Regions from separate parts of the Homo sapiens genome. Here region 1 is linked to region 2. A link is a loop called in an ENCODE intact Hi-C map of the cell type or tissue named here. Cell type or tissue: HCT116. All regions are shown on one strand. Each heading gives the region's core, and the rest is flanking DNA. Links, peaks and the distances in the headings are about the cores only. Region 1 overlaps SLC35F3 (solute carrier family 35 member F3). Region 2 overlaps TBCE (tubulin folding cofactor E).

Evidence for each region. A loop is a pair of places that touch in the nucleus more often than their neighbours do. Peaks named below come from ENCODE experiments on the same cell type or tissue, not always from the same donor. Only the 100,000 strongest peaks of a DNase experiment are listed, where the experiment ranks them.
Region 1: it touches region 2 in a loop (6-fold over the local background); 7 of 110 quality-filtered maps call a loop at or near these places.

The regions. Positions count from the first base shown.
Region 1 is chr1:234,105,658-234,121,895 of GRCh38, forward strand. The region is part of intron 2 of SLC35F3 (solute carrier family 35 member F3); the gene reads left to right. Among named protein-coding and RNA genes, the nearest start is that of SLC35F3-AS1, 160 kb to the right of the region's middle. In HCT116, for the core only: CTCF peaks have their summits at 6,025 and 9,111 (motif pointing right); DNase peaks (open chromatin) are centred at 5,997 and 9,124.
Region 2 is chr1:235,407,842-235,424,079 of GRCh38, forward strand. It overlaps TBCE (tubulin folding cofactor E), which reads left to right. Exons shown (of 17, transcript NM_003193.5): 4 at 6,592-6,777; 5 at 11,632-11,720. Among named protein-coding and RNA genes, the nearest start is that of TBCE, 49 kb to the left of the region's middle. In HCT116, for the core only: CTCF peaks have their summits at 7,689 (motif pointing left) and 9,453; DNase peaks (open chromatin) are centred at 7,640 and 9,417.

The DNA.
Region 1 (16,238 bases), core at 4,654-12,653, 1.3 Mb before region 2:
GGGTTGTCTCTTTTCCAAAGGAAATGAAAGTACTCTGTATATAGGAAGAGAAGAGAATATTTGTCATCAGAAAGGCAAACTGATTGTATTGATGTTCACAAAGCTCAGTTTCCCTCCCTGGAGGAGTATTGTCCTTCCCTGCCCCATTGCTATCGGGACTGGACAAGAGATTTACCCAGCTAATAAAACGTAAATGGAGATGAGGCATGTTACTTCTGGGTAGAAGCTATAGAGCCAGCTCGTAGCTGATCCTGTTCCCTTTTCCCTCAACTACAATATCAGCCACGTTCCAGTTAGAGATGTTCTATTATTCCGGATGTCAGAGCAAAGAAACTGTAGGGCAGAGCTGCAGCCAACCCACAGCAGACATGCCCTGTGAGTGTGAGACAAGCCTTTGTTCTTGTGAGCCACTGAAATTTATGACTACGGTTTATTATGGCTTATTCTGAAGGACATACTCCCGAAATTTGTTTGGGTGGCATTGTTCCCAGTCCAAGGTAGTTCACCATGATTGGTCTATGCCAATGCTGGCAATCCCATTCTTCTTTGCCAGCTATTGGTCTAGAGTGGTCATGTGGCCCAGTTCTGGGCAACAAGCCAAGGGTAAGTGTCTGCTGGGGACTTCTGGGAAGGATTTCTTCCATGATAAAAGAAAGAAAGAGCAATACAAAAGAAGCTCCTTTACCCTTCTGTCTTAGTCTGCTCAGGCTGCCATGAGAAAAGATCACAGGCTAGGTGGTTTAAACAACACACCTTTATGTCTTCACAATTCTGGAGGCTGGAAGACCAAGATCAGGGTGCCAGCAGGTTTGCCTTCTGGTGAGGCCTCTCTCTTTGGACTGCAGACAGCACCTCCTTGCTGTATCCTCACATGGCGTTTCCTCCATGCACACACAGAGCCAGCTCTAGTGTCTTCCTCTTTTTATAAGAACACTAGTGCTATTAGATAGGGCCCCATCTCAGTGACCTCACTTAATCTTAACCACCTTTTTAAAGGCCCTTTCTTCAAACACATTCACATTGAGGGTTAAGGCTTCAATATATGAATTGTGGGGAGGGAGAGACAATTCAGTCCATAGCACCTGCCCCTTTACTTTCTCCTTGAAATGTTGTCATTTGAAGATACAATGTATGGAGCTATTGCAACCAACAGGGTTCCATGAGGGGGAACTTTGCTGAGACACAGAGGACGGCCAAGTGGCAGAATGAAGAACATTGGTCTTTGATAACAATAAGGATCCACCAAACCAACCCTGGAGCTACCATCCTCCATCCTTCTTGTCATTTATAAAATTGTTTAAGTCACTTTTTAATCATCTCCATTGGCAATATTAACACAATAATGTTATGTAACAACCAAACTCAAAATCTCAGTGTCTTACAACAACAAAAACATTCTCTAGTATGTGGGTCTGCAGGTTGGGAGGTCTCTACTGAGCCGAGCTGAGCACCTCTGCATCAGGCCACAGTCACCTGGGCAGGGCTCTAGGCTATGGTTTAGGCTTCAGGTGGTGCCACTTGCCTCCCAAATTCCTGGGACCAAGAGCTACCCACCCTGGGCTTGTTCTTATGACAAAGCAAGTCAATGGCCAAACAACCATTTTAATGGGTTGGAAAAGTATACTCCACCTGCAGTGGGGAAGGTATTGCAAAGTTAAGTGACAAAAGGTGTGGCTGTATAATCCCATAACAGGGGAGTGAAGAATTGGCACCAGTAATTTAATCTACCATTTCAGCTATTATGTTAAGCAATAGACTTTAATTTCTTCATGATTCTGGAGGCTGGAAGTCCAAGATCAAGGTGCCAGCAGGGTTGCTATTACCGGGGAGTAAAGAATTGGCACCAGTAATTTAATCTACCACTTCAGCTATTATAGTACCTACAGTGGAGAGCATCATGACTAGTTCACTATCATGTGTATGACTACTAGATGAAGCACCCTAAAGCAGAAAGGACACAGACCTTCTATTTACATAGAGCTCCTGGCTCTATTTACCCAGCTCCTGGCATTTCTAACTAAATGGCTTCAGTCCATTTATCTACATTCTCTGAGCCTTGGTTTCCTCAGCTATAAAAGAAGTTTTACAAATCAAATGAGAAAGCATTAAAAGACAGCTCGCAGAGGCCCTGGTACACAGGAGGTAAACAATAAATCTGTTTGCCTTCCATTCTTTTATTAATGGAAGCACTCAAAGTACACTTTATAGAAAAACATGGTTAGACTGACTGAGCAACTCCCTTTGTTTTCCCTCTATGTATTATTTGGAAAACCTGACTTGCTTACTTGGGCACTAGCCTCACAGAACTATTAGCAGTCAGCTATGTCTGTAATTCTTTATTTGTCTTCCAAGTATGAATGACGGGTAATGATAAGCATAAGCCCCCTAAGGAAAAAAAAGCACTGCTTAAGTGCTAGCATTTACTGAAACAAGCCACAGAAATGGCTGTTATTCCCAATCTTCCATTAAAAATATAGTGACCAACCTTGTGCAACATAGCGATACCCTGTTTCAAATGGAAGTGAGATATATATATAAAAGATATATATATTTATATATATAAAAGATATATATATTTATATATATAAAAGATATATATATTTATATATATAAAAGATATATATTATTTATATATAAAGATATATATTTATATATATAAAAGATATATATTATTTATATATATAAAAGATATATATTTATATATATGATATATATTATTTATATATATAAAAGATATATATTTATATATATGATATATATTATTTATATATAAAAGATATATATAAAAGATATATATTATTTATATATATAAAAGATATATATATAAAAGATATATATTATTTATATATATAAATGATATATATTATTTATATATAAAAGATATATATTATTTATATATAAAAGATATATATTATTTATATATATAAAAGATATACATATAAAAGATATATATTTATATATAAAAGATATATATATTTATATATAAAAGATACATATATTTATATATATAAAAGATATATATATTTTTATATATAAAATATATATTATATATATAAAAGATATATATAAATATATATATCTTTTATATATAAAAGATATATATAAATATATATATCTTTTATATATAAAAGATATATATATTTATATATATATAAAAGATATATATATATCTTTTTTGATTTCTTTAAATATGTTTCTCTCATAGCCCAGGTATAAATCTCCACAAGCAATTGCTATAGCCATTACCAGATGTCTGGACACAGTCGTTCTGATCATTTATGGACTTTATTTCAGGTGGCAAGTGGCCTCAGAGTGTCTCCTGCTCTGGAAGTGTTTGAAATGCCTGCCACCAATCTCAGGGAGTGGAGTATTCTACTTGTGAAAGTCATTCTGCTCTGACCATCCTGATAGGCAGCCCCACACACTGAGGCGTTTTGTTTTGCAGAAGGAGAGCTGCTGTGAGCAGTCTTCTTTATGTGTGCATTGTTTGCAGTAAGAGTGAGTCAAGCCACCAGTGGGTGGAGGCCAGGCTCAAGAAATTTTCACATTGCCTAGAGGCTTGTGAAAGAAAGTAACACTCCCTGCTAAAGATTTCTTTCTTCATAGTTTTAGGGCAGGAAGGAATTTTAGAGAAAGGCTAGGAACACGGAGGCCATTTCTAGAATTTTTGCTTTAGAGCCTAGCCTGTAGGTTAAATGTGTGTCAAGTGAAGATGAGAGTCTCAAAGAAGAGGCACATGAAAGAAGGTGGAAGCAGATGCATCCTAAAGCCATAGGCAGCTCATCTCCTCATGGTTGGAGGGAGGAAACCCCAGAGAACCCACCTTGAATGTTTTTAGGAGTCTCCCTTTCCATCTCATCACTGTTTCTCTGTGCGGTTGACTTCCTTCTTACACATTGACTCCTCCACATGGTTGCTAGCACCTTTATTTATCTATAATATGTATGTCCTCATTCATTCTTCAATTCAGTGAACACTTAGGGAGGGACTACTGTGTGCTAGGACTGTTCTAGGCAACAGGATGCAAAAGTGAGCTCGTACTGTCTGATCTCAAAGATGGTAGGGAGAGGGGGAGGACAAAGAGGTGACGGCCACTGGAAGGAGTGGACCATGCTCTGGGTGTTCCAGAGAGGGCGCAGTGGATGCCACCTGGGCTCTGAAGTCAGGAGGATCTGGCCCACAGTAATAGGGATACTTTCTTAGAGAAGGAGGCATTTGAGCTGGGCTTTGAAGATGGGTGTGGCGAGATGCCATGGCCAGGGGCACAGCTGCCAGAAAATGTAGCACCTGTTTAGAGAACAGCAACTAGCTCTGGTTGGCAGGGCTATGGTATGACTAGGAAAGTGAAGGACGGAAAGTGAAGGATAGTATGACTAGGAAAGTGAAGGATGGAAAGCGAAGGACAGGTAAGATGGGCCCAGAAGCGCAAAGACCCTGGAGCTCAAGCTAGAGAATTGAGAAGGTGGAGAAAAGGGAAGGTTTCTGATCAGAGGAAAGGTAGACTGCTCCAGCATCAGTTTGTAGGTTGAATACGGAGGAGGAAGATCACTTCAGATCCTATATTCCTTGCAAGAGCTCTTGGATGCCTGGATAAGAGTTAGTGGTTGTGGAAATAAAAAAAGGGGATGACACTTAGAGACATTTTCAAGGTGAATTTCCTAGAATGTGTCAATTGATGGAAGATGGCAATGACACTCACACCGGTTCTCAAATCAGCCGACAGGAGGCACTAACTGGAATGGCAGAGCCAGGAAGGGATGGTGTCCTGCGGCAGAGGCCATTAAGATTTTGGTTCAGGATAATGTGTGTGGTTTTAGCACAGTGTCTTATACACAGTAGGTGTTCAATAAACATTTGCTGAATGAGTGGACAGATGGATAAAATTGTGTTTTAAATACATATACAATTAATGCATGAAGAAAACCATACAATACAGCCAATCTTTTTAGTAAGCAAAAGAATGCAAAACACAATAACCATATTCCATTTTTTGGACAAATAACACAATTAGAATTACAGTGCTAGCCAGGATGCTATGGAAGACAGTTTCATCCACAGCTGATGGGAATGTAAATTTGGAAGGGTTTTTAGCCAGATAGATCTTATACCCTCAGACACAATAATTCACTTCTAGCAACTGGTCTTGAGAAAATAATACAAACTACAGAAAAATCTTTTGCTATAAAATGACAAAAATTTTAAACACTCCAAATAGGATGTCAAGTAAGTCTGTTAAGGTGGATCCACATTATGGAATTGTGTAGCCCCATAAAACAAAATTTTAAAAGATGAGAAGACTCTTATTTTTGTAATTATGTGAAAAATCTAGTATAAGCTTTATTAAGTTCATAGTGGCTATCTCTAGACGGTGAGATTTTAGAACATTGTTATAGGAAATGGGAAACAGAAAAGTTTAAGATGAGAAATAAGGTAAACATTTGTTTTATAATCAGAGGAAAGAAATCCATTGGATTTTCTTGTAAGAGAGTGAATTTAATTTTTAATTATTTAATTAAAAAAATAAAATTTTAATTTAGTTTTCTTGTAAGAGAGTGAATTAATTTAATCTAGCTCCTGATCTGTGTTCATGTGGACTTGTTTGACTTTGCTGGTGAAAAGGCCCCTGTATTTTTTGTTTTGTTTTGTTTTATGAGACGGAGTTTCGCTCTTTTTGCCCAGGCTGGAGTGTAATGGCGCAATCTCAGCTCACTGCAACCTCCACCTCCCAGGTCCAAGCGATTCTCCTGCCTCAGCCTCCTGAGTAGCTGGGATTACAAGTGTGCACCACCATGCCTGGCTAATTTTCATATTTTCAGTAGAGACGGGGGTCTCACCATGCTGGCCAGGCTGGTCTCGAACTCCTGACCTCAGGTCATCCGCCCGCCTCGGCTTCCCAAAGTGCTCGGATTACAGGCGTGAGCCGCTGCGCCCGGTTGTCCTCTGTGCTTTCTGAAGACTCCGTGCTGAAGAGCCAGCAGCACAGTGGCCACATCGTGTGACCCATGCTCCCTCTGCTGACTCCAGCCAGCAGTGACGATCCAGTCCCAAGCTGCTGGGTACCACATTCCAGGCCAACAGGAAGAGCTTCCCCAGGACAGCGGCCTCAGAGCTCAGGCCTGGAGAAAGCTGAGAATTATGCTAAGGAAAGAAAAGAAGACTTTTTTAAAAATAGGAGAAACAATGAGATGGGGCTTTCAGAACACAGCAAGATGTTTAGGGTGAGGTTGGCCTTGTCCTTCTGTATCCTGTGTAGTCCCCATCAGGATCCTGGGGGAGACAAGCGCCTGAGAATAGCTCATCCTCCGAGTGGAGCAGCCTGAGATAAATGCAGGCCATGCTTTCGGCAGAACCTCAGATCTTTCTCATCCTTGCCATGGCTGTGCTGGTTAATTCAGTGCTTAGACCAGGTGCAGTGGCTCATGCCTGTAAACCCAGCACTTTGGGAGGCAGTGGCAGGAGGATCACTTGAGCCCAGGAGTTCAAGACTAGCCTGGGCAGTGAGACTTCGTCTTTACAAAAAAATAAAAATAAAAAAGAAAATAAAGGAGCCAGGCATGGTGGTGCATGCCTGTGACCCCAGCTGCTCAGGAGGCTGAGGTAGGAGGATTCCTTGAGCCTGGGAGTAGTTCGAGGCTGCAGTGAGCCAGGATCACACCACTGCACTCCAGCATGGGTGATGGAATGAGAACCTGTCACAAACAAAACAAAAAAATCTGTGCTTAGACACATACTTTCCCTATAACAATGCACAGAACACCTTGCTGTCCTTTTCTCTCATGTGACTCATATCAGAGTTTATCTTCTACCCCGTATTTCCAAAAGTAATCCCAAATAGTTATTGTCTTGTATTGTGTTTGGAAATTTTACCCAATCTTTTGTGAAGTTTATAATTCACACTCTTTTTTTTTTTTTTTTTGAGACAGAGTCTCACTCTGTCACCCAGGCTGGAGTGCAGTGCCGCTATCTCGGCTCGCTGCAAGCTCCGCCTCCTGGGTTCACCCCATTCTCCTTCCTCAGCCTCCAGAGTAGCTGGGACTACAGGCGTCCGCCACCATGCCCAGCTAATTTTTTTTTTTTTTTTTTTTTTTTTTTGCATTTTTAGTAGAGACAGGGTTTCACCTGTTAGCCAGGAAGGTCTCGATCTCCTGACCTCATGATCCACCCTCCTCGGCCTCCCAAAGTGCTGGGATTACAGGCGTGAGCCACCGTGCCCGGCCTATAATTCACATTCTTAATGACCGGTTTCAGAAATAACTTTTACTTGAGGCTGGGCATGGTGGCATATGCCTGTAGTCCCAGCTACTCAGGAGGCTGAGGTGAAAAGATCGCTCAAGCCCAGTAGTTTGAGACCAATGAGCCCAGGAGTTCGAGACCAGCCTGGGCAAAAGAGCAAAACCTCATCCCCATTTTAAAAAAAGAAGAAGAAAAAGAAAAGAAAGAAAAGAAATAACTATTAATATATGTGCTGTGCTTAAAGTTTCTGACATAATCAAAGCACTCTTATGAGCCCCTGATAATTTCCACATTTGTCCTCTCCGTCCAACCACAGACTAAATTGCCATAATCATCAAAGTAAGCCCTTGGCCTTAGACCTGGGACATAAAAGAATCAGGATGGAGCCAGGAGAAACCTGGCAGTTGTCTGGAGATCCCTTAAGCATTTGTTTTTTGTTTGCATTCCAGGAAAACTGTTTCATAAAGTAAGCTCTGAACATACTCACTACAGGCTAATACTTATTTTCTCTTGATTTATGAGAAATTTAAAGAAGCTAGAGGAGGAAGAAGCTGCTAAATGTAAATGTAATGTTGGAAGGTATAATTGGGATTTAAGATATTAAATTGTTTAATTATAGGCTGCCCTAAAATGAAGTCTTTCTTGTGTTCATAGACTTTAGTTCATGACCATTAAGATTTCGGTGACATGTAGGCAAGCATGGTGGCTCACGCCTGTAATCCCAGCACTTTGGGAGGATGAGATGGGCAGATCACCTGAGATCAGGAGTTCAAGACCAGCCTGACCAACATGATGAAACCCGTCTCCACTAAAAATACAAAAATTAGCCAGGCATGATGGCATGCGTCTGTAATCCCAGCTACTCGGGAGGCTGAGGCAGGAGAATTGCTTGAACCCGGGAGGTGGAGGTTGCAGCAAGCCGAGATCGTGCCATTGCACTCCAGCCTGGGCAGCAAGAGCAGAACGCCATCTCCAAAATAAAAAAATAAGAAAAGGTTTTGGTGACACGTAAGAGATTTCTCAGCAAAGTGCAAAGACTCGGATACAAGTGTTCTCTTGCCTCCCTTATGCAATGTGTGCTGGTAAGAGTTTAACAATCGGCTCTCCAGGAGGAGACTGGGGCAAGAGGGACCCTGATTTGCAGCATTTGCCAGTTCCGCAGGGTAAGTGCTCCCACTATGGCTGGTTTCAAACTACCAGTGTGACATCACAGACTGTGTTTGGAAGGAGATACACACGATAGTCTTATGAGCCAGTATGAGTTGGCTCCAGCACACCACTGCATGCCATTAATAGATTTCTGCTGTTCTTTGGAAATTTATATCATGGTATTTATTGCTGATGAGAAGATAATGAGTTTTTGCTTAAGTTTGGGAAAGGAAAACAAATTTGAAAAATGTGCACTGAAATTGTTATGAAAAGCTCCTAATTCTTGAGTTTTTGTTGTTATTGCTGTTTTTAAAAGATTGCTTGTTTGGTCCTTCAAATGTGAGTAAAGGAAAGAAGATAAAACTACATTTCCAATATGGCTGATTTGTTTTTAATTATAAACTGACATATTTATGAAAGGTTCTATTTTAATGGAGTACTATTAGTTTGAAGGGAGAATTGCAGAATACCGTGAGATAGTTAAGGGATTTGTGAATCAAGACTAATCTGTTTTTGCTATTCTCCACTTGTGTTCATGTACACTTAACTTTGAAAAGAATGTCTTTGTTTGCTGAGAATTGAGATTTAATTCTTTTAATGTGTTTTTAAGAGTAATTTTAGCTCAGAAGAAGAAATTTTAAACCTAGGAAAATTTTAGGTTGGAATGAGGAGGGATTTCCCTTTCTTGGACATTTGGGGAAGAGTTGGAAAGAGGCGTTTTTCATTGTGCAGACACAAGATGGCGCTAAAGGAGTATAATTTAAGCATGGCTTCCTTTATTTCAAAACAGTATTTGGAAACGGGTCATCTTGAGATGCGGCGTGCATTTGAGATGCGGCGTGCATTTTGCCACATGTTGGTGGGTTTTTTGTTTGTTTGTTGTGGCTGTCATTGTTTATAAAGAGACAGCTTTAAAGGGGACCGGGTATTGAGTTGATATTAAAATATGGTAGAAAGGTATCCATATGGTCTATAAAATAAAACGGGTCAATATGATGAGGTCTTCTGGCTCTGCCTCTAGTGTTTTGGGTTTCTGTTCCTCCAAGGAAGCGCATTCATCTTGCCTGTACTTGCTTGTGGCTGCCAAAGTGTTCAGGTAGGTTTCTGCCCCAGTAAGGAAGTGTCTAAGAATCTCCTGGAAGAAGCTGGATGTGCAAGCTTTCTCTGCCTTTTGAGGGACCTCATAATTCACTTTCCAAGTACTCATCGACACCTTTTACTCTTTAATATTGCTGCCCCTTTTACTCCTGGCTGCCCACACATCTGCCTATGCGTGGACTTGTGGTGCTTTGGAATCTGTGGTTTTAATTTGTGTCCTTTGTCCTCTGGTCCTTCCCTTGTATGCACTTACATAATGGGCTGCTCTGAGGACCAATGCTTTGCCAACCCAAAGCATTTCCCCAGGAACATTCCACTGCCTTGTCTACCCTCAGCTTCCCTTTTGGCCTCTTCTCTGGGCTTAGGACCACCCACTCTTGGAATCCAAATGCTTAGGAATAAAGTAAACCTAAGATCTACTCACTATCCCCACTTAACATGTTCAACTTTTTATTTTGAAATAATTTCAGACTTAGAGAAAAGTTGCAAAAATAGTAAAAGAATTTCCATATCCACTTGGATTCTCAAATGTTAACATTTGCTTTATTCTGTCTTCTGAACCATTTGAGAACAAGCCATGGGTATAATGCTCCTTTTCCTTCACCTCGAAATATCTCAGTGTGTATTTTATAAAATCAAGGGCATTTTATTACATAACCATTGTAAACCAAAAAGTATCTGAGACTTATCTCAATCAGTTTTGAGGTTAATTTTGCCAGGGTTGAAGATGCACCTGGGAAAAAGCAACAGAAACCTGCAGGAACAATCTGTGATCCGAGCTTTTGACAAAAAGGGTCTGGGAACGTCAATAATTAAGGGGAAAGGGTGAGCAGTAGGGGAAAGAGGAAGAAAGAAAAGGGGGAGATGGTAGATAAAAGGGGCAAGCAGTTGCATTCTTTCAAGTCTTTGATCAGCGTTCACCAAATCCACATTTCATATGTGAAAGGAGGGCATAAAGGAATAGTCAATTATGTATTTGTCTCATGCTTAGTAAATCTGCACTTTACATAAAGTCAATATAAAGTAGCTACCTGTGGAGACATCTGGCCTCGGTCTGTAGCTATCTGCTTAGGAGCAAAAGGGAAAGCAATTCCTTCCAAAAGATTTATGAGCTCTGTGTCAGGAACTGGGGTCAAAGAGACCAAATATTAGAACAAAAGATGCACCTATGGCCCTTACAGCTCAGGAAATTCAAGGGCTTTAGAAGCTGTGTGCCAAGACTCAGTCAGGGGAAAAGACCAAATAAATATTTCTTATTAAGTCACAAGACCACAGGGCTATGTTATTATCATTATTTATTTTGGTGCTCACATTGTCCCAAATTTAGCAGTAGAGCCACCCTCCCTCCCACCCCCCATTATTTTTGTTTTTATTTATTTATTTATTTATTTTGAGACAGCGTTTTGCTCTGTTGCCCAGGCTGGAGTGCAATGGCGCAATCTCAGCTCACTGCAACCTCCGTCTCCCAGGTTCAAGCAATTCTCCTGCCTCAGCCTCCCAAGTAGCTGAGATTACAGACACATGCCACCATGCCTGGCTCATTTCTTTGTATTTTTAGTAGAGACAGGGTTTTACCATATTGGCCAGGCTGGTCATGAACTCCTGACCTCAAGTGATCCACCCGCCTTGGCCTCCCAAAGTGCTGGGATTACAGGCGTGAGCCACCGCGCCCAGCCTAGAGCCCCTTTTAAGCTGGGGGTTTTGTTCTTTTTACATATTCCCATCATTCTTTGAGCAATGATTTACTTTCCAGTGCAACAAGATGTCCAGGCTTATTTTGTACTATCTCAGCCCCAGCCCTGGAATCAGCCAAGTCTCCAAGGAGCAATGGTTTATCTTATGGAGGATGGTCTTTAAAAACAGAGATCTAGTGACTAATGGAATTACTCCAAGGTAGATTGCCTTCTTATTACCTGTCTTTATTCTTGTCACCAAAAGCAAACCAAATTCAGTAAGAGAAAGTTAATATTTTTACCTTAGAGCATCTATGTAACCCAAGCTGTAGAATTTCTGGTGCTTCAAAAAGCGAGGACTAAGTATCCCTTTGTTGGGCCTACCCCTGCTGACACTAAGCATGACTCTTAGCTCTGAGTGCTATATTCAGATGTTGACCCCAAACAGCTCTGGTTTGAAGGGTTTCATGCAAGATTCACCCTAATACAATATACAAGAGGCCAGGTGCAGTGGCTCACGCCTGTAATCCCAGCATTTTGGGAGGCTGAGGTGGGCAGATCACCTGAGGTCGGAGTTTCCAGACCAGCCTGGGCAACATGGTGAAATCCTGTCTCTACTAAAAATACAAAAATTAGCTGGGTATGGTGGCACACCCTTGTAATCCCAGCTACTTGGGAGGCTGAGGCACGAAAATCACTTGAACCTGGGAGATGGAGGTTGCAGTGAGCCGAGATCGCACCATTGCACTCCAGCCTGGGTGACAGAGTGAGACCCTGTCTAAAAAAAAAAAACAGGCTGGGCGCAGTGGCTCATGCCTGTCATCCCAGAACTTTGGGAGGCTGAGGCTGGTGGATCACGAGGTCAGGAGATACAGACCATCCTGGCTAACATGGTGAAACCCCGTCTCTACTAAAATTACAAAAAATTAGCCGGGCGTGGTGGTGGGCGCCTGTAATCCCAGCTACTCAGGAGGCTGAGGCAGGAGAATGGTGTGAACCCGGCAGGCGGAGCTTGCAGTGAGCCGAGATGGTGCCACTGCACTCCAGCCTGGGTGACAGAGTGAGACTCTGTCTCAAAAAAGAAAAAAAAAAAGACTATATATGTGTGTGTGTGTGTGTGTGTGTGTGTGTGTGTGTGTGTGTGTGTGTGTGTGTATATATATATAAAACCACAAGAAACTGTGAGATACACAGAAAGAGCTCATAACCTTTAAGGCCAGAGTTAATTTCATTATGCCAGGATGTGATAAAACATGGGATATCCAGACTCAATTGGGATTGCTAGTTAACACTGTGCTTTGTTTTATTTTTAAAAATCTAGACTTCGGAAGACAAAATAATAGCAATTCCAAGATACTGCTTCCTGTGTCATTTTGCAAAAACTTGAATACACTGTGGATGCTAAGTAACCGAATAGCATCCTGACTTCATGTTACCCTGATCTGTTGTTGTTGTAATGCACTTTTATCCCACCTTTCCACAGACATCAGGCAGGGACTGGAAACAAGCATTTTGTATGAAGAGTTTGTATCGTCGGATTTCCATCTCCATTGACACACAACCCCCATCCCTAACTTTTTACCTTTTAATGATCCTTTCAAATTCAGGGGTCAGCAAACTTTGGCTGGAAGTTCAACTTTGCCCCAAGGCCTGTTTGCATATCGCTGGCGGGCTATGAATGGGTTTTACAGTTTTAGAGGGTTGTAGAAGAAAGAGGAGGAGAGAGAGGAGAGGAAAAGGAGGAAGAGGGAAGAGTGACAGTGACCAGATATGGCTTACAAAGGCTCCAGCATTTACTCTCTGACCCTTTATAGAAAATGTTGGCCAATCCTGGCTCTATGTGATTCATTTAGCCATGGTGTCAGGTAAGCAGCAGCAAAATTCTTATTTCCCTTTTTAAAATGAGGAAACTGAGGCTCAGGGAGGTGAAATGACCTGTACAAGGTCACACGCTGATATTCAGAAGAACTAGAACTAGAACCAACTCTTCTGATTCAAAAAGGTCCATTTAATCTATTCATTTGCTTCTCCTTTAGTGACAAATAAGCAAATTATTTTTTTCTTTTTTTCTTTTCTTTTTTTTTTTTTACAAAACCTCTTGCACTACCTGAATATTCTTAGAGTAAGGTACTAAAAATGGAGCTAAGTTGGAGTGAATCATCTAAATCATTCTGTATTAGTTGGCTTTGCTGCAGAGGACAGATCAAGAGAGCTGGCAGGAACCCATCACACCTCTTGAAGTTTCTGCTCAGACAAGGCACATGTTAGATCCCTGTACATCAATCAGCACATCCCATGACTGAGCTCTTTCCATAAGAGAGGCAGAAATCACATGGCAGGGGTGGGGTGTGTAAGGGTAAGAGAAGGGGAGTGAATACTTGTGAGCAGTCATGCCACCTACCACACACACAAATGCTTTGCTGCCTGGGCCTTTGCACACTAGCCTCCATCTTTTCCACAGCCTTATAGGGCCTCTCAATTCATGGTGATTTTTTTTTTTTTTTTCTGAAAGCGTTCAAACAAAAATCTCTTAACTGCCACAATGTTATGAAGACATCAGGGATGAACAAACCAAATAAACCATGAAAAATCTGTCTCGTGGCAAAGCTAATTCCAAATTATAGCTAATTTGTTATTAAAAAGTTTAAAATAGCATGATGGGTCCGCCGTTGGATAGACATTTCCCATTCATAACGGTAGCATCACAAAAGCTTCCAATGCAGGGAGGCGAGTCCTTTCTTGGTCATAGGCTGAGCTGAAAGGAAAACGAAGCTCTGTTCCTTCCTTTGTGAACACTTCATCTAATCTAATCATTAGATAATTGCTCCCATGCATCCCTGGTAGAAATAATCCTGTTTTAGATGCTTATATTAGATACTTAACTATTGCACTCTGTTTTATCTGTGCCAGCTAGTATTAGGGGTGGGGAAATGAACAGGATAGTCAAAACAGCTAAAAGTAGCAGATGAGAAGCTGAAAATAGCATAGTTGCCTATTATATAACAAATAGACTTCCATCACGCAGCAATATGCACTATTTTCTTTTTCGCACACACACACTCAATTTACAGCCTCTAACACTTTTCTCCCATGGTTGAAGCTGTTTTTGGTGTGCTGCCATTGTCAGAGCACCAGCCCTGAACTGAGAAGGCCTTGCCAAGTAGAAGCCCCTTTGTGGCTTCATGGCACCTTCCACTGTGCTGGCAGGTGCATGGGGAGCTGGAGGTGCAGGCTGCAGAAGGGACAGTTCATGCTTTGCCTCCCAGAACTTGGAAAACACTGGAATTCCATTTTCTCCAGCAGTGGGCAAGGGGACCACTGCCAGAATGACATTAGGTGACCTCTCTGTGTTTCTTAGAGATAAAATTGAGGCATCTCAAATGGCATAATTTCACTCGGCTTACATTCTTATCACTACTGAATCGAAGTTGGGGTTTCCATTTTGTATGCAATGAAAATAAATGTGAAGTATCTTCTTAAGTTAAAGTATTGGGAGTCAGTGCTGACAGTGCTATAATATAAACTGCAGGACTTTTTATTGTTCTGGGAATAATAGCAATAATAGCAGATCAGCTAGCATTTGCTGGGCATCTGTGATAATTCAGAAACCGTGCTCAGCATGTCCATATATACATTTGAATCCTTTGAGAACCGCAGTTCCTCTGAGCCTCTAATGCACATTGCACTCTTTCCCCTTTGATTGCCCAGTATGGCCAAGCATTCAAGTTCAAGGCACAAAGCTGTTGTTGCCAGAAGTAGCCAAGTTACTGTGTACATCTGGGGCCATAATTACACAAAAGTACAAAAGATCACACCTGGCTTGACAGTCGTTATCAGCCTCATTTTGAGCAGCAAGAGCGTGAAGCTCAAGACAGCCCTTGGTCTCCTTCTTCTCAGCCAAGGAGGGGCAGTTGGACCTCCTTATATGAGTCACCGCCATGCCCTGCAGGACGCCTCACTGCCAGACACTCCAATCTGTTTGCAGTTCTCCACTCAGTCCTACTTAAAATTCTGATCAACTTTATTTACAATCGAGGGATCTTTTAAGCATTCACTAAATCTAGCATTTGCTAAATCTAATCAATTCTCACTAATGCCTTGAAATGTTTTTTATGTGTCTTAGTATAATTTTCAAGCAGTTTTTTAGCATTTGGTCTCTTTTGGATTCAAGCATGGGATGCGACATATTTAAAAATCTTAGGAACAAACTTTTGAGTTTTAACCATTGTTTGCAACTCTTCAATAGAAAAAAATAGCCCATGATAATTTTTTTTTCTGAGTTCTGGTCATTTTATTTTTATCAATTTGAAGATGAAAAATTACTTTTTTTTTTTTTTTTTTTTTGAGACGGAGTCTTGCTGTGTGGCCCAGGCTGGACTGCAGTGGCGCAATCTTGGCTCACTGCAAGCTCCACCTCCCGGGTTCATTCCATTCTCCTGCCTCAGCCTCCTCAGTAGCTGGGATTACAGGCGCCCGCCACCACACCCGGCTAATTTTTTTGTATTTCTTAGTAGAGACGGGGTTTCACCATGTTAGCCAGGATGGTCTCGATCTCCTGACCTCGTGATCCGCCCGCCTCGGCCTCCCAAAGTGCTGGGATTACAGGCATGAGCCACCACGCCCAGCCGAAAAATTACTTTCTTAATGCAGAGTAAATATAATATATTTTAGAAGAAAGACTTGGAAATGTCAGATGCTTAGTAAAGCTGAATAGTAATGAAAAGCATTAATAATTAAAGAAGCTTTTTTTTTCTTTTTTTCTTTTTATTATACTTTAAGTTCTAGGGTACATGTGCACAACATGCAGGTTTGTTACATATGTATACATGTGCCATGTTGGTTTGCTGCACCCATTAACTCGTCATTTACATTAAGTATATCTCCTAATGCTATCCCTCCACCATCCTCCCACCCCCTGACAGGCCCCGGTGTGTGATGTTCCCTGCCCTGTGTCCAGGTGTTCTCATTGTTCAATTCCCACCTATGAGTGAGAACATGTGGTGTTTGGTTTTCTGTCCTTATGATAGTTTGCTCAGAATGATGGTTTCCAGCTACATCCACATCGCTACAAAGGACATGAACTCA
Region 2 (16,238 bases), core at 5,435-13,434:
TCTTTACCTTGTCCGTAGACAGCAGAGTGGTTTTCAGTTTTTTTTTTCTTTCAACCTAAACCCCAGAGTATGCTCTGAACAGAGCTGTGTGTGTCAGTATTCTGCCCACTCACCTTTTATTTCAGTGCTTCTGTTTCCAAGCAATGGTAGAAGTTCTCTTTTCTGGTGAGAAATAAATCTTAAAATCTGACTTTTCTTCAACACTAGGGAGCAGAATCTAACTTTAATACTTAGCATCAGAGAGGTCGTGCTGTTCCAGCCTGTGTCTGTGGTAATGGACATCTTAGGAAATGGATGGTTGACAATTTAAGAAACAAAGCCCTAGCAATAAAGGATAAGTGTTTGAAAGAAAGGATAAATGTTTGAAGTGATAGATACCCCATTCACCCTGATGTGATTGTTACACGTGTGCCTGTATCAAAATATTGTATGTACCCACAAAAATTAAAAATTAAACTAAAAAAAGAAAGCCCTTGATTTATTCATCTTTTGTGTGTCATAAGCCAGTTGTAAAGTGTTTTGAGGATCTTGGCTGAGCATTAATGGATTGGTATAAAATATTCTCTTGGTGTGGTGTAAAGTGTTGGAAGATTTTTTTTTTTTTTTAATCAGGAAATGTAATGATAGTATGTGGGCAAGGCGCATCTCTGTTCAAAAAGGTGGTAGCTCTGCTTCATTTTTGGAAGGTTTTCTTGAATCAGAGCAAAATCATAATTGTGTCAACGCAAAAGCAGTTGAGATGAATATTAAATTCAGCTGATTAGAGAAGCAAACAAAAAGAGCAGTCTACAGCAAGGTGCTTATCTACTGTACTGCTTTACTCACAGGAAAACAACCTCTCTGGGTCAGCTCTTTAGATGTTACAGCGCTGAACACTGCACGAAAGCTGAGTTCTCCTCTCCTGATGAACAGCTAGTTATGCAACCTTGCTGAACACTAAACATTCCTGAAACAAACAGGGTATCAAGATCAACAGTATTTATTAGAAACTCCCCAGAGACCTGGCCTTTTCCAGTAGCTTGTATCCAAAGCTCCAACAAGAAAGAAGCTTACTGTGGAAGTCTGGGAGTCTGTTGGGGACCCTTTACCTTTGTGTAGTGTTGCCAGATTCAGCAAACAAAAATACCAAATGCATAGTGAACTTTGGATTTCAGATAAACAGCCAATCTTTTTTTTTTTTTTTTTTAGTATAAGTATGAGACATGCATGGGGGCATACTTACTTAAAAATGATTTGCTGTTTATCTGAAATACAAGCTTAACTGAGCATCTTCGATTCTATGTGGCAGTCCTGATGGGGACATAGGACAGAATGAATCTTGATAACTGGGTTTTATGAGCACATGCTGTTTCCACAAGGGCCATGGGTCAGGATGATGATTTTACCAGCAGCATGTGTAATTGGTAGGCAGAAGGAGGAAGGAACCTGAACAGGCCAAATGCTTCCAAGAGAAACGTTTTTGGACACCCCTCCCTGTATTCTCCTCCTCACCAACATTTTTCTCTTTAGACATGGTTTGGAATTTCAGTGTTTGGATACAGTTTCTTAATATATTAATGTAGAATCTCAGTGGAGTCTATGTAAATTATTACAGTTTACCTCTTGGAGATTTGTTGTTATTGATGGGCACCCATTCAGCTAGGGTTTTTCACTATTTGTTGAGGCTGTTTTGTTTTCTGAGAAACCTGCTGGAAATGTTCCAGAAAATATTGATCTTTAGTGTTAGTCTTTGATCTGTAAAGGGCATAGCATCCGTTTTGCAACTACCTAACAACATTCCTAACTCTCCTTTCATCTGCCTGCAACTAAACTCAACAGTAATAAAGATCTGTTCATGACTTCTTGTTTTTTTACCATGGTTTTAAAACTTGTTTATTACCACTGTTTTAAAAAGTGTAGATTTAGGGCCTGGCGCCGTGGCTCATGCCTGTAATCCCAGCACTTTGGGAAGCCGAGGTGGGCGGATCACTTGAGGTCAGGAGTTCGAGACCATCCTATCTAACACAGTGAAACCCCGTCTCTACTAAAAATACAAAAAATTAGCCAGGCGTGGTGGCGGGTGCTTGTAGTTCCAGCTACTTGGGAGGCTGAGGCAGGAGAATGGCGTGAACCCGGGAGTTGGAGATTGCAGTGAACCGAGATCGTGCCACTGCACTCCAGCCTGCGTGACAGAGTGAGACTCTGTCTCAAACAAAAACAAAAACAAAAAAAACAGAAACAAAAATTAGCCGGGCGTGGTGTTGCACGCCTGTAATCCCAGCTACTCAGGAGGCTGAGGCAGGAGAATTGCTTCAACCCGGGAGGCTGAGGCAGGAGAATTGCTTCAACCAGGGAGGCTGAGGTTGCAGTGAGCCAAGATCACCCCACTGCACTCCAGCCTGGGCAACAGAGGGAGACTCTATCTCCAAAAAAAATTATAATAAAGGAATAACGAATGGCTACTCCATAGGCAGAACAGTCCCGAGGACTGCTGGGTGCCCATTTTTATGGTTATTTCTTGAGTATATGCTAAACAAGGGGTGGATTATTCATGCCTCCCCTTTTAAGACCATGTAGGGTAATTTCCTGACGTTGCCATGGCATTTGTAAACTGTCATGGTGCTGGTGGGAGTGTAGCAGTGAGGATGACCAGAGGTCACTCTCATCTCCATCTTGGTTTTGGTGGGTTTTAGCCAGCTTCTTTACTGCATGCTGTTTCATCAGCAAGGTCTTTAATGACCTGTATCTTGTACCGACCTCCTAGTTCATCCTGAGACTTAGAATGCCTAACAGTCTGGAATGCAGCCTGGTAGGTCTCAGCCTTATTTTACCCAGCTCCTATTCAAGATGGAGTTGCTCTGGTTCAAACGTCTCTGACATATTTCCCCCCTCCCTTTTACGAGAGAACCCTTAATCCTAAGGGCTGCAGAGGGATGAAGATCCACTTTCTGTAACTTCTTTATGCTGAACAGGGGTGATGATATTCCTGCCTAACTGTTGGGTCTCTTGCATTCAGGGTAGAGGAGCTCAGTTCGAAAGCGTTGGTATGGCGAAGGCCATTCATAACTCTTGAGTTCCGACAAAAGGTATATCTGGAAGATTAATAAGTGTTCAGTTTAAGAAAACATTTAGTAAGCTTATCCTGCATTCCTACACAAAGAGTATAATCACAGCAATATATTCCACAACAGTAAAATAAAAAAAATAAAATTATCCCAAGTAAACTGAATTAGAAAGTTTTCCATGAACTGGGCAATTGTTTAAATCAAGCTAATAAGGAGTCACTAGCCAATTCCAATATGTGCCCAGAATTAGAATAACATTACCCATCACTCTTGTTTCTTCTGAGCAGCAGCCAGAGATCACTGGTTGGTTCACAGGAATAAGTGGGATCATTCTCTTGTCTTCCATAGGTCTGTGGGACACAGGTCAGGAACTGTGTAGACAAGGAGTGAGGCCAGTTTTCCCAAGCGGCTTTTATTGGCTCTATAAGTCAAGTTTGATTCCATAAAGGAACACACACCATTCCAGTTGAAGCCTTGGTAAAATAAGCAGTTTCTCCACTTGTGTCCCAAGGTCACCCAGTCAGTGCTGCAGACTATTTCCTTTGGGTTGGGGGGCGGGTCCCCTCAGTGTCCTCCTTTCTGTGGTTCGCCAGAAAGATGTTACCAGAAAGGGGTCCTGATCCAGGCCCCAAGAGAGGGTTCTAGGATCTTGCAAAGGAAAGAATTTGAGGGGAATCCATAGAGTAAAGTGAAAGCAAGTTTATTAAGAAAGTAAAGGAATAATAAAGAATGGCTACTCCATAGGCAGAGCAGCCAGTAAACTAGGCTTGTAACTTAAGAGACATGTTTAACTTACAGAAACAAATCACTGATGTGTGTGTATAAGCCATGAGAGAGATATGGGACTTAATTTTGCTACAAAAGAGGATTTAATTTCCTGCATAATCAGCTTCCCCCTATTCCACTGAATTAATTTCATCAACATACAAGGTGGATATTTTCTCCTGTCTTAAGCAATCTCCCTCCTTTGACCCCTGTGCCCCTTCAGGACAAGGGTAGGCTGTGCTCACTTGCCTCCCAGTCTTTGGAACTCACCCTCGCTGGGCTTTGCCCTATTGCCCCACCCAGACTGCTCGTAGGAAAGGTTATGTTCATGTTGCTGGATTCAGTGGCAAGGCCTCAGCTGTTACCTTACCTGACCTGGTTTTAGCATTGGACATGGTTGTTGACTTTCTTCATTGGCTTCCAGGACACCACACTCTCCAAGTTTCCCTTCCCATCCCTTTCCCTTCCCATCCCTTTCCCTTCTCCTCCCCTTCCCCTCCCCTCCCCTCCCCTTCCCCCCTCCCCTCCCCTCCCCCTCCCCTCCCCCTCCCCTCCCCTCCCCCTCCCCTCCCCTCCCCCTCCCCTTCCCTCCTTTCCCCTCCCCTCGTTTCCATCTGTCGCCCAGGCTAGAGTGCAATGATGTGATCTCAGCTCATTGCAAGCTTCACCTCCTGGGCTCAAGCAATTCTCTTGCCTCATACTTCCAAGTAGCGAAACTCCAGGTACCAGCAACCATGCCTGGCTAATTTTTGTATTTTTAATAGAGGCAGGGTTTCACCATGTTGACCAGGCTGGTCTCAAACTCCTGACTTTAGGTGATCTGCCCACCTCAGCCTCCCAAAATGCTAGGATCATAGGGGTGAGCTACCGCACCTGATCTCAAACTCCTGACTTTAGGTGATCTGCCCGCCTCAGCCTCCCAAAATGCTAGGATTATAGGGGTGAGCTACCGCACCCAGCCCACACTCTCTAAGTTTCTAACTCCCTCCTGGCCACTTCTTCCCAGGTTGGGGATTGGTTTTAACTTTTTGGGATCACAAGTTCCTTTTAGAGTCTGATCATCACTGTGAACCCACATCTTAGAGAAAACTGTACGTATGTTTATGTTAACAAAATTTATCACAAATATTAGTTTTCATCCTTTTCAATTATTATTATTATTATTTTTTTGAGATGGAGTTTTGCTCTTGTTGCCCAGGCTGGAGTGCAATGGCATGATCTTGGCTCACCGCAACCTCTGCCTCCCGGGTTCAAGTGATTCTCCTGCCTCAGCCTCCCCAGTAGCTGGGATTATAGGCATGTGCCACCACACCTGGCTAATTTTGTATTTTTAGTAGAGATGGGGTTTCTTCATGTTGGTCAGGCTGATCTCGAACTCCTGACCTTAGGTGATCCGCCCTTTTCAGCCTCCCAAAGTGCTGGGATTATAGGCATGAGCTACTGTGCCTGGCCAGAATTATGGTGACTTCTAAAAAGGTCTGATTTCTTTCTTTAAGAGTTAATGGTTGTTGCCTGGGCAACGTAGTGAGATGTTGTCTCTTAAAAAAAGTACGAAAAGTGTTAGCTGGACATGGTTGCTTGTACCTGTAGTCCTAGCTACGTGGGAGGCTGAAGAGGGAGCATTGCCTGAGCCCTGGGAATTGGAGGCTGCAGTTAGTTATGGTTGTGTCACTGCACTCTCACCGAGGTGACAGAGTGAGACCCCCTTTCTTTAAAAAAAAAAAAAAAAAATTAGGCGTGGTGGCTCACGCCTGTAATCCCAGCACTTTGGGAGGTCAAGGCGGGAGGATCACTTAAGGTCAGAAGTTCAAGACCAGCCTGGCCAACATGGTGAAACCCTGTCTCTCCTAAAAATAGAAAAATTAGCCTGGGTGTAGTGGCACATGCCTGTAGTCCCAGCTAATTGGGAGGCTGAGGCAGGAGAACTGCTTGAACCCAGGAGGTGGAGGTTGCAGTGAGTCAAGATTGCGCCACTGCACTCCAGTCTGGGCAATAGAGTGAGATTCTGTCTCAAAAAAAAAAAAGAAAAAAAGTAATGATCGTAAGCTGAAATAGTGTTTATAATACAATTTTGATCAATTTATAGAGTTCACTGTTTCTTCTTTTTTTTTAAGTGACAAGGTCTCTCTCTGTTACCAAAATAAAAAATAAATAAGTAAATAAATAAATAAATGATTTTGTATATAATCCACCTACGATTTTTTTTTTTTTTTTTTTTTTTTTAGATGGAGTCTTGCTCTGTCACCCAGGCTGGAGTGCAGTGGCATGATCTTGGCTCACTGCAACCTCCACTTCCCGAGTTCAAACAATTCTCCCGCCTTAGCCTCCCTAGTAGCTGGGACTACAGGTGTGCACCACCACGCTGGACTAATTTTTGTATTTTTAGTAGAGATGGGGGTTTCGCCATGTTGGCCAGGCTGGTCTTGAACTCCTGACCTCAGGTGGTCCTCCTGCCTTGGCCTCCCAAAGTGCTGGGATTACAGTCATGAGCCACCGTGCCTGGCCACCCCCATGGATTTAATACTTCTGTTTTTTCTAATGTGAATTGTCAGTTTCATATTACTTGTTAGTTTATTTAAAGGGATTTAACATGCTTGCATAAGATCATAACCCTTTATGGTCAATCATACTGATTATATATTATTTTAGTATGTGATATTCTCTTTTATGCTAATTTTGATTTTTTAGCATGTAGAAATTTTTGAAGACCTTCAGAAAATTGTATTTATGGCCTTTCTTGGTGGGTAATATTTTCTGTGTTTCATTTGCTCTTCTTTACCAGGCACCCGACAGGAGGATCCTTTATTCGTCCGAACAAGGTAAATTTTGGAACAGACTTTCTTACTGCAATTAAGAACCGCTATGTGTTAGAAGATGGACCAGAGGAAGATAGAAAAGAGCAAATTGTTACAATTGGAAATAAACCTGTGGAGACTATCGGTTTTGACTCTATTATGAAACAGCAAAGGTAAGTGGAGTTTATAACGGCAGAGCTGACTTTTATGGTTTTATTAAGGTTCAGAATTGAAATACCCATGACTGTATATGGATGCTCATGACTTTGCTCCTAAACTGGTTTATGGTTCCACAGAAACGGAATCAAAATCTGAGGAATCCAAGAATTATTTAGGGAAATTAAAATTCTTATGTTAGCACAGGATTGGTAGATTTATCCAGTTTGCAATTGAAATATTTATTGGCCCATTATTACTATTCACATCATATTATCTCGTGTTGACTAAGTAACCAAGGCTGACGTTTGGGTTCTTTTCTATTTCATGGTGATGATGGTAAGTTGGGAATGGAAACAGCAGTCTGAATTGTTCCCTATGCCGTGGAGCGTGCTGGTGCCGTCTGTTAATAGTAGGGAGTAGTTCTCACCTCGGGCTGCACATCTTCATCACCTGGGGAGCTGTGGAACATGCGGCATCCTTGGTCCCATCCCAGATCTGCTCAATCACAATTTTGGGATATGGGCTCTAATGCATTTTATTGTATTGTATTGTATTGTATTTTTATTTTTATACAGACAGGATCTTGCTATGTTGCCCAGGCTGGTCTTGAACTCTTGGGCTCAAGTGATCCTTGGCTTCCCAAAGCACTGGGGATTACAGGGATTAAGCACCCGGCCTTAAAATAATGCCCTTTAAAACTGCTGCACAAGAACATTCTCTTTTCTCTGAAACTGTATATTGTGACTTTGTACAAGGAGGCTTTCTAGTCATTCCAGTGAACTGCTTGAATCAAAGAGAGAGAAAGATAGTATTTACACAAAACCAGTCATGGCTGCACAAGAACTGGCCAGGCCTTGCAGCTTCCTACTGTGGTGAGTGACTTGGACGAGGCATCTGGGTAAGGACCCCTGGTGGCCACTGTGAGGATAAATTTGTGGCCACTTGGAGGCCTGCAATATATTTTCTTTCAGTCTCTAAAAGAATTAAGCTATAGTTCTGTCCAAAGTAAATTTCTTTACTATCTTTTGTTATTGTTGTTATTAATAAAAGTGCACATGGGGACAATGTGGAAAATAAATACATTTCTTGGTACATCTACTCTTTAGCATACATGGCCCCCATTAAAAAAAACTCAGAATAAATCAAGAGTTTTAGAAAAAGGAACAAATGGACTGTTCTTTATAAAACAAGATACCTTTATTGTTGAGAATTTAGAAATTACAGATTGAACAAAAAAGTATCATGATTAATGCCACCACTTAGATATAAGTATCGTAAACGGGCTGGGTGCGGTGGCTTATGCTTGTCATCTTAGCACTTTTGGAGGCCGAGGCAGTTGGATCACTTAAGGCCAGGAATTTGAGACTAGCCTGGCCAACATGGTGAAACCCTGTCTCTACTAAAAATACAAACAATTAGCTGGGTGTGGTGGTACGCACCTGTAGTCCCAGCTGCTTGGGAGGCTGAGGCAAGAGAATCGCTTGAACCTGGGAGGTGGACGTTGCAGTGAGCCGAGATCATGCCGCTGCACTCCAGCCTGGGTGACAGAATGAGACTCTGTCTCAAAAAAAAAAAAAAAAAAGAAAAAAAAGACGTAACTATCATGAACAGTTTTTACTGTTTACCCTACTGATTTACTTGGATTTAAAGAACTACATGCTTCATAGGGTTAGAGTTCTTTGCTTTATTTTTTCCCATTTAAAATACAAATAGCCTGGGCAACATGGCAAAACCCTGTCTCTACAAAAAAAATAAATAAATAAATGCAAAAATTAGCTGGGTGTAGTGGTGCGTGCCTATAGTCCCAACTATTTGGGAAGCTGAGGTGGGAAGATCACCTGAACCCAGAAGGTCAAGGCTGCAGTGAGACATGATTGCACCACTGCACTCCAGCCTAGGTGACATAGTGAGACCTTGTCTCAAATGACACACAAACCAAAAAAAAAAAACCCCAAATATTTACATATCTCTTACCCAAAGGAAGCATTTTTTTAATTGGTTAATCTCTTTCTGAGAATATTAACAAATTGCAAATGGATTTTCGTCCCCTAGTTTATGAACAGCTATGTAACTCATGAATTTTTCTGTAAATGACCCTACTACTTGAGTATCATTGCATTTAATCATTAGCTAGTGTCTTTCTTGATTGAAAAGGTAAAATTTTAGAGATTCTGGAGTAATCTCATATGTTGGCTGGAGATTAGTCAATTCAGAAATTATGAGACAGCTTGGTGGAATGCAGCCAGTGTTGGAGTTAGGCTGGGTTCAGCCGCCAGCTAAGGCACTTTTGGCTCTGACAGAAGTTAGAGATAGCTGCTTATTGTTTCTAAGCCTCAGTTTCCTCAGTTACAACATAAAACCTAAGATATAAGTGCTGTTGTGAATAACAAATGAGATCCTACAATTAATGATAGCTGTCAGTTAGGAGTTGAAACCTCTACTTTAAGCCATTGTCTTATCTCATCAATAAAATCCAGCTGACCAGCTTTGAGATCGTACCACTAAGAAGAGACTTACTCAATAAAGGAATCAAAAACAAATTAAAAAATCCATTATGTATGGTTTCTCTTGGAGATGGCTTTGGCTCTGGAGTGATGCTTGGACTGAGATCTGAGTCCTCATGCTTAGTGCCAAGTTGACCTGGCAAAGAAGGCTATTTTAAATTTTAGGGGGAAGGAGCGACATCTGTCGGACACAGTGCAAACTACAGTTTGAAGTAGTTGCCTGTTTCATGAGATTCCTGTAGTTCTTTTCAATGATGTCATAAGCCTACAAAGCTGGCTTTTGGGCAATTGCCGCGATAAAACACAAGTATTTATGTACATCTATCATGCATCAATAGAAATATTTGTTTTATAAAAAAGCAAGTATCTCTTAAATCAGTGTGGAACTGGAAATGGAATTGGTGGCGTCCAGTCTGATTCCAGGGTTTGGGAAGTTGGGCAGTGCCCAGCAGACACTGAGTTGACAGGACATAAGTAATGATTAAGTTGTTTGGCCCTAACTACGTACTTAATTGGAACTGTGAGGTATTTATTTTGGCCTAAGTACCATGAAAAAAATTACTGAAACCCTAAGGACCGTGTGGCCTGAGAAAGTTTGGGACCCTCTAACCTTGAATTCTGCTGCTGCCTTTTGTACCCTGGTTTTTCTTTCTTTTTTTTGTTGTTGTTTCTTGTTTTTTGTTTTGAGACAGAGTTTCACTCTTGTTACCCAGGCTGGAGCGCAATGGTGTGATCTCGGCTCACTGCAACCTCCACCCTCCCGGGTTCAAGCGATTCCCCTGTCTCAGCCTCCTGAGTAGTCGGGATTACAGGTGCCCCCCACTATGCCAGGCTAATTTTTGTTATTTTTTTTAGTAGAGACAGGGTTTCACCATGTTGGCCAGGCTGGTCTCGAACTCCTGACCCCAGGTGATCCGCCCACCTTGGCCTCCCAAAGTGCTGGGATTACAGGCATAAGCCACTGCCCCCGGCCATGTATTTGTTCTTCTGTGACTGGCTTATTTCACCTAGCATAATACACTCAAGGTTCATCCACATTGCGGCATATGTCAGAATTTCCTTCCTTTTTTTTAAGTTCGCACAATATTGCATTGTATATGTGTGCCACGTTTTGTTTATCCTTTCATTTGTTGATGGACACTTGGGTTGCTTCCACCTCTTGACTACCAGGAATAATGCTGCTGTGAACTTGTGCATATACCGTGGCCTTTTAGAGATGTGAAGTCTGAGGCACAGAGGTGCTAATTCACTTCTCCAAAGCCAAAGGAGATGGTGGAATTGGGATTTGAACCCAGGTGGTCTGGTTCCAGATTCTGTGTTCTTAGACATTATGTATGCGGATTCTTTTCATGAATAGAAAGCACAAGATTCTCTACACTTAACAAATGGCTGCCGGAAGTATCTGGTCATGCTGAAGCTGGGTGCGCTCTCTAGGAAGTACCTTAGGGAGGCTTTTACATGTGAGTGCGAGAAGCACTCCATAGCATGTACTTCTGCGTGGTTGGGAACAATCTAAATGTCAGCAGAAGAGTATGTACATTCCTTGTGGTCTGTTCATATAACAAACGCTGTAAGGTGTGAAGATGAATGTCCTGGAGCTCCATGTGTCACCGTAGTGAAATCTCACCACTGAACAATAGACTGTTGAGGAAAAAGTCAGGTGCAGAAGGCTCTGCGGAGTAGAATACCATTTATATCAAGTTTCAGAATATTAAAAAATGCTGTAATTGTTTAGGGATATGGAAATATATGGTAAAAATATTAAGAAATGCTTAAGATTAAATAAACACCAAATGTAGTATAAGGCCCTGGGGAGGGCCGGGCGTGGTGGCTCACGCCTGTAATCCCAGCACTTTGGGAGGCGGAGGTGGGTGGATCACTTGAGGTCAGGAGTTCGAGACCAGTCTGGCCAACATGGTGAAACCCCGTCTCTACTAAAAACACAAAAATTAGCCAGGTGTGGTAGCAAGCGCCTGTAATCCCAGCTACTGGGGAGGCTGAGGCAGGAGAATCACCTGAACCTGGGAGGGAGAGGTTGCAGTGAGTCTAGATTGTGCCACTGCACTCCAGCCTGGGCAACACAACGAGACTCTGGCTAAAAAGCAAAAAGAAAAGTTTACCTCTGGGAGTAGAGGGAGAATTGTGTTTGGAGAGGGCCCCAGAGGACTTCAGTTGCATTTGTAATATTTGTAGTGCTCTTTTTCTTTTTTGTAATGCTTTATTTCTTAATTTGGGTGGTGGTTACTGGTATTTGTATATTATTTTTGGTACCCTTTTATATGTCTGAAATGTGTTTAATTTTTTAAAGGGCCAGTGGATAGCATACGTGCTTATGTATCCATGTGAACTCTGTTTTTCATGCAGTCAGCTGAGCAAGTTGCAAGAAGTTTCTCTGAGGAACTGTGCAGTAAGTTGTGCTGGTGAAAAAGGAGGAGTTGCTGAAGCATGTCCTAGTATCCTTTTCACCGAGAGCTTGTTATTGGAATCTGACTATGGATTTTATACCTGTGCCAGAGACTGCTAATTGCCTACCCATTGTCCAGTCTTGACAACTTCCTTCCTAATGCAGTTCAGTTTTGCTTGGTGTAGTTGGGGCCCAGATAAATTATTTACCTTCCCAGACCCCTTTGCTTGCAAGTTTGCCAGCATGTTCAGGTGGAAGTTTCTACACCGGGCTCCTTGAAAGGGGGCACACTTGGCCAGGCGCAGTGGCTCACGCCTGTAATCCTAGCATTTTGGGAGGCTGAGGCAGGTGGATCACGAGGTTAGGAGATCGAGAACATCCTGGCCAACATGGTGAAACCTGTCTCTACTAAAAATACAAAAATTAGCCGGGTGTGGTGGCGTGTGCCTGTAGTCCCAGCCACTCAGGAGGCTGAGGCAGGAGAATTGCTTGAACCCGCTAGGCGGAGGTTGCAGTGAGCTGAGATCGCGCCAGTGCACTCAGCCTGGAGACAGAACAAGACTTCATCTCAAAAAAAAAGAAAGGGGGCACACTTGTTTGGCCTCTGCCTTTTGCCTGTTGCTTTTACCCTTCCCCTGCCTTGAGCGGATGGAAAGCCCAGGGCTTTGGCAGCTGTCTTACAAGTGTGAAGAAAGCCATCCAGTACAGATTGGGAGAGCAGAGGAGAGGGAACCTGGGCTGCTGACTGTGTACTGGGAACCTAAGATGAATCTGCTTCAGCCCTGGTCTGTTTTCTCATGCAGTTCTTTTTTTTTTTTTTGAGATGGAGTCTTGCTCTGTTGCCTAGGCTGGAGTGCTGTGGCGTGATCTCAGCTCACTGTAACTTCCGCCTCCCAGGTTCAAGTGATTCTTCTGCCCTAGCCTCCCAAGTAGCTGGGATTACAGGTGCCCGCCACCATGTCTGGCTAATTTTTTTTTTTTTTTTTTTTGAGACGGAGTCTCGCTCTGTTGCCAGGCTGCAGTGCAGTGGCGTGATCTCAGCTCACTGCAACCTCCGCCTCCCGGGTTCAAGCAATTCTCCTGCCTCAGCCTCCCAAGTAGCTGGGGCTACAGGCGCCCGCCACCACGCCCAGCTAATTTTTGTATTTTTGGTAGAGACGGGGTTTCACCATGTTGGCCAGGATGGTCTTGATCTCTTGACCTGGTCATCCGCCCACCTTGGCCTCCCAGAGTGCTGGAATTACAGGCGTGAGCCACCACGCCTGGCCTCGTCTGGCTAATTTTTGTATTTTTAGTAGAGATGGGGTTTCGCCACATTGGCGAGGCTGGTCACGAACTCCTGACCTCAGGTGATTCCCCTGCCTCGGCCTCCCAAAGTGCTGAGATTATAGGTGTGAGCCACATACCTGGCCTCATGCAGTTATTTTTTAGTGGGAAAGACTCTGGTTCTGTTTCATGCAGCTGAATGCAGTTTGTTATAATACCCCAACAGAGGCTCTTTATGAAGTTTGGAATCTCTTTTCTCTACCTGCTCTTATTAGTGTTATTTTTGTCATATATTTCTTTTTTGCCTGTAAGCAAAAATGTTGGAGGTAGGTTAAAAGAAAATTTTAAGGATGGGCATGGTGGCTCATGCTGGTAATCTCAGCATGGTAATCTCAGCATTGGGAGGCTGAGACTGGAGGACTGTTTGAGACCAGCCTTGGCAACATTGCCAGACCTTGTCTCTATAAAAAATTAAACAAAGCAAAACAAAACTGGGTGTGGTGGCATGTGCCTGTCATCTCAGCTACTCGGGAGGCTGAGGTGGGAGGACTGCTTGAGCCCAGGAGTTTGAGGCTGTGATGAGCCATGATCATGCCACTGTACTTCAGCCTGGGAGACCCCGTTTCTATTAAGAAATTTCCCATGGAGGCTGGGCGCAGTGGCTCATGCCTGTAATCCCAGTACTTTGGGAGGCCGAGGTGGGCGGATCATCTGAGGTCAGGAGTTTGAGACCAACCTGGCCAACCTGGTGAAACTCCATCTCTACTAAAAATACAAAAATTAGCCAGGCATGGTGGTGCATGCCTGTAATCCCAGCTACTTGGGAGGCTGAGGCAGGGAGAATTGCTTGAACCCGGGAGGCGGAGGTTGCAGTGAGTGAGGTCATGCCATTGCACTCCAGCCTGGGTAACAGAGTGAGACTCTGTTTCAAAAAAAAAGAAAGAAATTTCCCATGGAAACCAAATAGACTTTCTTTAACTTTAAAAGGTCTTTCCCCAATTCATTAAGTCTGTCTGATCTGTACATAATAACTTTTGCAAAAAATAGCAGTTTTGATCAGTTTTTTTCTGAGTGAAGAGATGCCAGGTGAAGTAGCTCTCTTTGGCAAAATGCCCCGACAGTGCAGTGAAGGAAATTAGATCAGACATCTCTCCATCTGTGTGTCTGAGGGTTCACTTCCCTTGGGGGAAACAGTCTGGGGGTCTGTTGGGACCTGTGGTAGCTGCACAGGTCTCTGCCTGTCTCTGCCAGTCTCTGCCCCTGAGCAGCCTCCTCCGTTGACCCCAGCGTGCTGCAAATATGAGGTCATTTTCAAAAGTAGGCAGCTGGAGTGAGGGGAATTGAAGTGGATGCAGAAAAGAGTTTGCTGAGGAGCCAGTGCCACAGCAGTGTCAGAGCATTCTGCATTCTGCCTGGCCTATTCCTAAACTATTTCAGAAGATTGGTAATCGGGCTGTGTACAGTGGCTCATGCCTGTAATCCCAGCACTCTGGGAGGCCAAGGCGGGTGGATCACCTGAGGTCAGGAGTTCAAGACCAGCCTGGCCAACATGGTGAAACCTTGTCTGTACTAAAAATACAAAAAATTAACTGGGTATGGTTACGGACGCCTCTAATCCCAGCTACTCAGGAGGAGGCTGAGGCAGGATAATCACTTGAACCCGGGAGGCAGAGATTGCAGTGAGCCGAGATCACACCACTGTGCTCTAGCCTGGGTGACAGAGCAGGACTCCATCTCAAAAAAAAAAACCAAAAAACAAAAAACGGGGGGGCCAGGTGTGGTGGCTCACGCCTGTAATTCCAGCACTTTGGGAGGCTGAGGCAGGTGGATCACCTAAGGTCAGGAGTTCGAGACCAGCCTGGCCAACGCGGTGAAACCCCATCTCTACTAAAGTACAAAAATTAGCCAGGCATGGTGGTGGGCGCCTGTAGTCCCAGCTACTTGGGAAGCTGAGGCAGGAGAATCGCTTGAACCTGGGAGGCAGAGGTTGCAGTGAGCCGAGATCGCGCCATTGCACTCCAGCCTGGGCGACAAGAGCGAGACTCCGTCTCAAAAAAAAGGACAGATGTGGCGGTAAATGGGTTTGGGAGTGCTGGCTGTTGGGTTGCTCAGAGCTGTCAGCAGTGTCCTGAAGAATCAGCATGTTGTTTGTTTATACTGCACTTTTCTGGAGAAAAATGTCCCCCAGGACACGAAGAAATGAGGTTTCACGAAGATAATCAAGTCATGATTGGTATTTGCAGATACAGTGATAAATGTCTTGCAGCTCCCGATTGAATTCTCGCCAGAAGTTGAAGTATTGCTTTGGGTGCTTAATCCAGTCATCCTTTTTTGGGTTGGTCTGTCTTTGAGGTTATTTACTCTACCAGAACTCGAGGCAGTGGGAGAGCTGCAGACCCGGGTGTGTCAAATCTGAGGGTACTTCCAGGGGAGGGGATGAGCTTCCTCCTCCCTCATGACCTGCGGAGGAGAGTCTGTGCCCAGGTGCTTGGCCTGTGCTTTCACGGGGGCTCCTTGAACGGTGTGTGTGGGAGGGGCGACCACATATTGACAGCTGTTGTTCGTGGTTGATTTCAGGATGTAGGTGGTCTGTGTGCTCTGTACAGACCTTAGAAACAATAACTCTAGGCTACATAATGGGAAGCAGCAGTGAGGGAAGCGTGATTGGACTTAAACCCTTCCTCAGCAGCCTAACAGCCGATTTAGCGGGGTTAATGGAAACACAGGGTGGCCAAAGTGTCACCCAGAGGCCGGGAAAGCACCCCTCGCATGAGCCTGTGTTAGGCGGTGTCAGGAAGCTAGGGCAGCCGAGAGGAGGCTGAGGAGGAGGGGCAGAGGAGCAGTTTACAGAAGCCATCATGCAGGTGTGGGCCCAAGGGCAGAGGAGGAGCGCGAGGGGACCTGGAGGGTGTTTGCCCGGTCTGGAATTTTCGGCAGCCTGCACCGACTCTTTTCCCTTCCATTTGATGCGACGGCCACGGCAAAATTGAGGCTATTCTGCAGGTACTCATATTACCGATTGAAATGCAACTGTTTACGAGGGTAGACCCCATTGTTAGCTCTTGGGCTGTAATAGTCCAGGCAGCTGGCAGGATTCGGGCATGGGTAGCTGGCGACCGGGTATGGAGTCATCCCTTTCTTCGCATCTTCTCTGCCGTCCTTCCCTTGTTCCTGACCTTCTTGCAGAGCTTCCTAATTGGTTCCTGCCTAAAATTATTTCCTTTCTAACCAATGCTTTGGAGTGATGCCACTGTTTTTGTAAAGAAACTTTCTCCACGTTTTATGTATGTTTGATGACTCC